2 separate regions of the Homo sapiens genome follow, and region 2 is linked to region 1. Evidence: chromatin loops called from intact Hi-C (ENCODE). Cell type or tissue: psoas muscle. All regions are shown on one strand. Links, peaks and the distances in the headings refer to the core of each region. The heading gives the core; the rest is flanking DNA.

What was found. Hi-C counts contacts between places; a loop is a spot of excess contacts. Peaks named below come from ENCODE experiments on the same cell type or tissue, not always from the same donor. Only the 100,000 strongest peaks of a DNase experiment are listed, where the experiment ranks them.
Region 2: a loop joins it to region 1, with 7 times the contacts of the local background. A loop is called at or near these places in 2 of 110 quality-filtered maps.

Annotation. Positions count from the first base shown.
Region 1 is chr5:159,155,564-159,158,483 of GRCh38, reverse strand. It overlaps RNF145 (ring finger protein 145), which reads left to right. Exons shown (of 11, transcript NM_001199383.2): 11 at 1-1,075. Among named protein-coding and RNA genes, the nearest start is that of RNF145, 53 kb to the left of the region's middle. RefSeq lists an enhancer at 1,268-1,397. In psoas muscle, for the core only: a CTCF peak has its summit at 1,537 (motif pointing left); no DNase peak of the experiment used is centred there.
Region 2 is chr5:159,508,907-159,511,826 of GRCh38, reverse strand. It overlaps LOC124901123 (a long non-coding RNA gene), which reads left to right. Exons shown (of 2, transcript XR_007059022.1): 1 at 1-242. Among named protein-coding and RNA genes, the nearest start is that of LINC01845, 44 kb to the right of the region's middle. RefSeq lists an enhancer at 1,401-1,901. In psoas muscle, for the core only: no CTCF peak of the experiment used is centred there; a DNase peak (open chromatin) is centred at 1,306.

The DNA of each region.
Region 1 (2,920 bases), core at 1-2,500:
TTTTGCAATGTATGCTAATCAAAATGTATTTATATGTTCTCTGCTGATGTTTTATAGAGGTTTGTGAAGAAAATTCAACCTCAGCAACTTCAGAAACTGCCCCTGATACGTGTGAGAGAGAAATAAAATCAGATTTTGAGTGTTGAAGGGACTGAGGAAGTGAGGATAAAGAGCATGAGGACAGCATGGAAAGAAGGAGGCAGAAGTGGAACTGAACTTTCACTCTCCATGGGACAGATCAATCTCATTATCAAGTCTGAATAGCAACCAGCCCTCTCCTCCACCCCGTTTCTCCTCAGTTAATTGGAGCTCAGTCAGGTGATTATTGAGTCTTGTACAGCACTGAAATGAAATCAAAGATGAAGAAGCATTGATTGTATTCAAAGATTGAAGCACGCTCATACTTTGTATGTGCTTTAGGGAAGGGGTGGGTGGGCACTTGGGCCTTGCGGGTGCATTCATGTAATCTGAGACTCTTGAACTTTATGACGGAGTCTTCAGTATTTTGATGTATATGAAACTTTTGTTAAATATGTTGTATACTTCGCTGGCTGTGTGAAGTAAACTAAAACTCTGATGAACACTTTGGAGTCTGCTTTAGTGAAGGAGACCAAAGTGGGAAGGGCTTTAGGGCACTGATAGAGGCCCTGGGTGTACTTTTCAATCCTGTGTAATGTTTAATTCTTGCAACTGAATCAAAACAGTGTTAAATTATGGCAATATTTGCACTTTGGGAATGAGTACATAACTGTATGATCACACTCTGCAAATGCCACTTTTAAAGCTGTTAATAGACTTTGCACCTTTTCTTTGACAAGGATGTGTCATATTTAAATTTTTACATTCATCATGGCTACAGGTAGAACTGGGGAGGGGGGAATGTAATTTTTTATGGGAATTTTGATATGAAAAGAAACTAGTCATTTATTTATACAATAGGCTTGGCTCAAAAAGTGTTTTTCAGACCTCGGTATTCCTAATGTGGGATGTGACTTTATTTTATTTTTAGTAGCAAATTTGGATGTAGACTGACAGACATAGCTGAATGTCTTAATAAATTTAAATTTGAAGATAATTATGTTTTGTTCTTGTGGTTTGTTGTCATTATAAAGTGCTTTTTTTGAAGTTCTGTTCTTAGGAGGTTCTGTTTTTAATTTAGTTGGACTTACATGTTGATCCTTGTCAGAAATGCCCTGTAGATGGCAAAACTCTTTGATTGAAAAGGACCATTTCTTTTGAAATCTTCTACACCCAGTGTTAGCAAACTTACCTGTGCTTCAGAAGTGTTTGGGAAGCTTTTTATTTTAAAAAAGTACACATTTCTGAACCTTACTTCTGATTCAGATTGAATCAGCCTTTTGGGGTGCCTGAGCATTTCAGAGCTTCTATCCAGCTAGCCTAGCACTAAGGCAGTATGACTTGTTGGCGGGGGGAAAGTATCTAGGCTAGAATTCATTTCTCCCCAGGTGTAGCTGGAAGTTTATCATCTTTTTGGTGCTCCGTGTTAGGCAGAAGACAAAGCAGATAGCTCCCTCTAGTGGTAGGAAGGCTGCTTATCCAAAGACCTAGCAGTAATGATCTGGGATTTTAATAAAAGTAGAGTTCTTTGGAATTACTTTCCACATTATAATACACTTTTTACTTCTTAATAGCAAATAGATCCCAGCTGTACATGCCAAATCAGATGAGTGTGTTAGTAGCCTTTTGGACAAATGTCACTGTGTGTCAGGAGGAATATATTATGTGGTTGTAACAGAAAACCTCAAAATTATAGTGGCTTTAAAACCACAAAGATTTATGTCATGCACGTACATTACAAGGATATCCTGTTTGGTGCAGACACTATCCTGTTTGGTGCAGACACTATTGAACTTTCTGGATGGTCATGCCAAAGGGAAGACTGCAAGGCTGTACACCAGCAATTACACGTTCCTCCCTGGTATGGACATGTCACTTCCACTCACTCCCTTGGCCGGAACTACTGATATGGCCCCACCAGCCACAACAGCACAGAAGTTGTCTTCCACGTCCTAGAAAGAGAGCATATCAGTGACCAGCACTCTGGTGGAGCAACTTCATTTTACAGATTATTTGAAATTTGGGAGCACACCTGTGAATGGTTCCAAATATACCTCTGACTTAATTTGTTATTTGTCCTTACATACTGGACAGTAGCATTGTATAATGCCATCCGTATTCAAAATCTAGCCATTTTGTAATAGCTTCCAACTCACTGCAGAGTTTTTGACTTAGGAAGAAGACAAAGTTTAACCACCTGGTTTGTTCTACTGAAGAGAAGATGAGAAAATTAGATTCAGTTCCTCTTCTATTATGCTTGATCAAATTGAGAGAATCATCAGTTCCCTTATGAGTCCTTTTTAGGTCACTTTTCTTGTCTACTTAATGGTTTCCAGTGTTTTCAGACAGTGCATACCTATTTTCACGCATCAATATTCCCTTAAAAACTTTGTAATAAGGTCTGTCACCTTATGCACTTTGCCATCAAAATTAGTACTGTGACAATCCTTTATCAGTCCTCTTGGATTTAGGGAAATGGACAGCACAGAGGGATAAAAGGGGCTTGCACTAAGGGCAGGAGCTCTGGATTATAATTCTAAGTCCTCTGTGATCTTTGATTAGCCTTTGTTTTTCTGGGCATCAGCCTCATCTGAAAAAAAATCATCACTGAAGTGTCATTCTGTTTCAGGTTTTGCCCATCTGTATTTTTAATCCTCACCACTGACTGAGTAATGAGCTTCATATTTTTGAACAGTTTTAAACTAGAGACAGATGCTTCATTTTTTTTTTTAATATGCTGTGCTACATATTAAACTTACCTAAGATTCGGTTCACCACTGTGTTCCCAGTGTCTGGTATAGGGCAGGAGCACTCTAAATATCTACAGAATGAACAAAGGAAC
Region 2 (2,920 bases), core at 157-2,656, 350 kb before region 1:
AATATTTATTGAATGAGAGTTGACTAAAACAAATAATTACAGAACATGATACAGACTATGACAGAAGCAAAAGTGGGCTGTGGCTATTTGAAAATCAGAGCATCTTTTAAAAGGGAGACGGCATCTGAACCTTGCCGAGTAGGAATGTTCCAGAAGTAAGAGAGATGACTAGGGTTTCAAGAACAAGGACCAGCACCTATGAAGGCTCTGAGGCACAGACCACTGTGACCTGTGGAGAAGTGGTGAGTGGAGAAGGAGCATGGGTTTGGTGGGGATGGTAGGGAATGGCCAGTAATGGGGTAGGAACAATAAGTCTAAGGCTACATCCCTGAGGGATTTATGACATATGAACACTGGAGAAGCAAGTGGACAGCTGCTGCTCCTCTGTATCTGCACTTTCACAGCAGAAAGTAGAAGGCACCTCTCACCTACCTGATAACGGAGGAGGTGAGAATGTAGGCTTTAGAATCAAGTGGACCCTGGGTTCAAATCCCAGCACTGCTACCTTTGAACAATGAGCTGTTGGGCAAGTAACTGAGCCTCTCTGCACCTCAATAGTTTCGTCTCCTAAACAAGTACCATGATATCCACCCAGGGGAGTGTTGGAAAGGAATAAATAAGGTAAGGTATGTAAAATCTTGATTAGAGTACCTGGCCTACAGTGACTATTTTGAAAGCATTGTTTTGTTATTGTTATTACTGTAATAATTATTATTCCTGTCATTCTATTTGGAATAATGTTACTTCTCATCTATCCTTTACTGCCTATAAAAAAAAGTTAAATTTGAGGCCAATCTTTTCCATATTGGTTATCTCCACAGAGCAAATGAATTTAGAGCCATTACTTGATGGTGAGTGGGGATTACTCAGGTTGGAAGGAACCTCCAAGTGCACATGGCCCGACAAACCTCCTCAATTTACCACTGAGGAGCCTGAGGCCCAGGTACCAAAGGCTGGCCCCTGGCCCCAAAACAGCTTACAGAGAGAACTGGGCTAACCCCTAGGCCTTCAGGCCCCAATCCAGACCCTCCAGATACAGTTCACTGTCTCCCATTTAACCCTGTTGCCAAGTCGACAAGGTCAAGACTAAAATCTACTGCAAACGCCAACCTCTCAGACACAAATCAGAGGGCCCTACCCGACTCACTGGGCCCACAGAGGTTGGTTTGCTTTCTTCACACTCTCTGCAGCATCCACAGGCTGCTGCTCAAATCTGAGAACAGACTCTGCCCTGGAGCCCTCAAAGAGGAGATGAGAGGCCCCTCCCAGCCAGTGTCAGCTTACAGTGGGAACAGGGCCTGGGGCACAGCCAGAGCCAGGCTGACACTGGAATGCTGTTGCTTCCCCATGCTCTCATCCCCAGCAGAGGCAGTGTCAGGCTGTGGCCGGCCTCACCATAGCAAGGGGCGTGTTTCTCACCAGAAGGCCTGGCAGGGTCACTCTGGAGTCAGCCCCTTTTCTGTCATTTGCTGCAGGCTCCCACAGTTTCCCAGAACTGCCCCCTTGGTCAGAGTCACGGTTCTCCTCTGGAAGAGAAGCTCAAGGGCAGACCCTCGGCAGGAAGCAGACCAGCATTTTCTGGAACTTCCCCGGTCGCTCTTCAGACCCCTCACTGAGGGATTTAATGGGAGGACTCACACGGCCTGAACAAGCCAAGTGAAGCACTTGTCTGCTATTCTGTTCCCTTTGTGAGACTCAGAGTACCTGCCATACCCATAGTCAAATTTAAATAAATATTTAACAAAAGGGGTTATTTTCTACACCATGAGAAAAAGAGGTGATTTTCTACACCAGAAGTTATTATTCTCTACTCACAGCTGGCCAGACCGTGGGTGAGGTTCCTAACCCATAGGTAGCCAAGATGTTGGCCCATGTGGGAACCGTGGTCCAGCCAGTAGGACTCTCCTGTGCTGGATGGTACTGACCCATTGAGCCAATCAGATTCTCTCTCGTGCCTTACTGTGTTCTCCAAATACATATTGAGAACTTCCATGTGCCAAGCTCTATGCTAGGTTCCAGTGATACAAACATAGAAGGGGCTCTGTAACCCCAGACCTCTGTGCTCTTAGAAGGAGTTCAGTATAGGAATCCATTCCTTATTAGCAACTTAAACTAACTGTTGGGATTTTGTTGCAACATATACACAACTCTCATTTATAATGTAACAGTTACTTTAAATAAACTGATGAATTTATCAGGACCCTCGAATTCAAGGAACAGAAACCTAACCCAATCTGGCATAAAGAAAAATTAGAATTTACTGGCTCATATCCACAAAGGCTAGGACTAGAGCTGTCCTCAGGAATTCAAATAATGATATCGTCTCTCCCTCTCTCCTTCCTCTCCCACCCCATCTCATTCCATATCTCAGATCTCTGCTTCTCTCCATCTGTTGGACTCATTCTTTCCTCACATAGCAGAGCTTTATTCACACTGCAGGAGACGTGGCATGGGCAGCTCCAGGCTTCATCAACCTAGATTTGCAACTCCCAAGGAAACAAAGATTTCTCTCTCCTAGCACTCAGAGGTAAAATTCAAGGGAAGAACACCAATAAACCAAACTTAGGTCATGTGGCCATCATGAAGCCAATCACTGTCGCAAGATGCGTGAGATCCCATGATTGGTCAAACCTTGGTCACATGACACAGCTCACCCACCAGAACCACATGGTGCAAACGAACAGTTCCCCACAGCAAGGAGGGTGCCTTTCCATAGAAAGGGAGTAGATGCTGAATAGGATGGAGAGGAGGAGGCAGAGAGAGACGTCTGTTACACCAGAAGGAATAAAAGGAAAAACTTGTTTTCCAAAAGAAAAGGTAGAAAAGGACTTTACCAAAGAGTAGTTTTAGGATTGTTGCTAATGGCCAGCTTTATTAGAATACAGAAGACATTGATATACTTTAAACAATTTAATGAGTG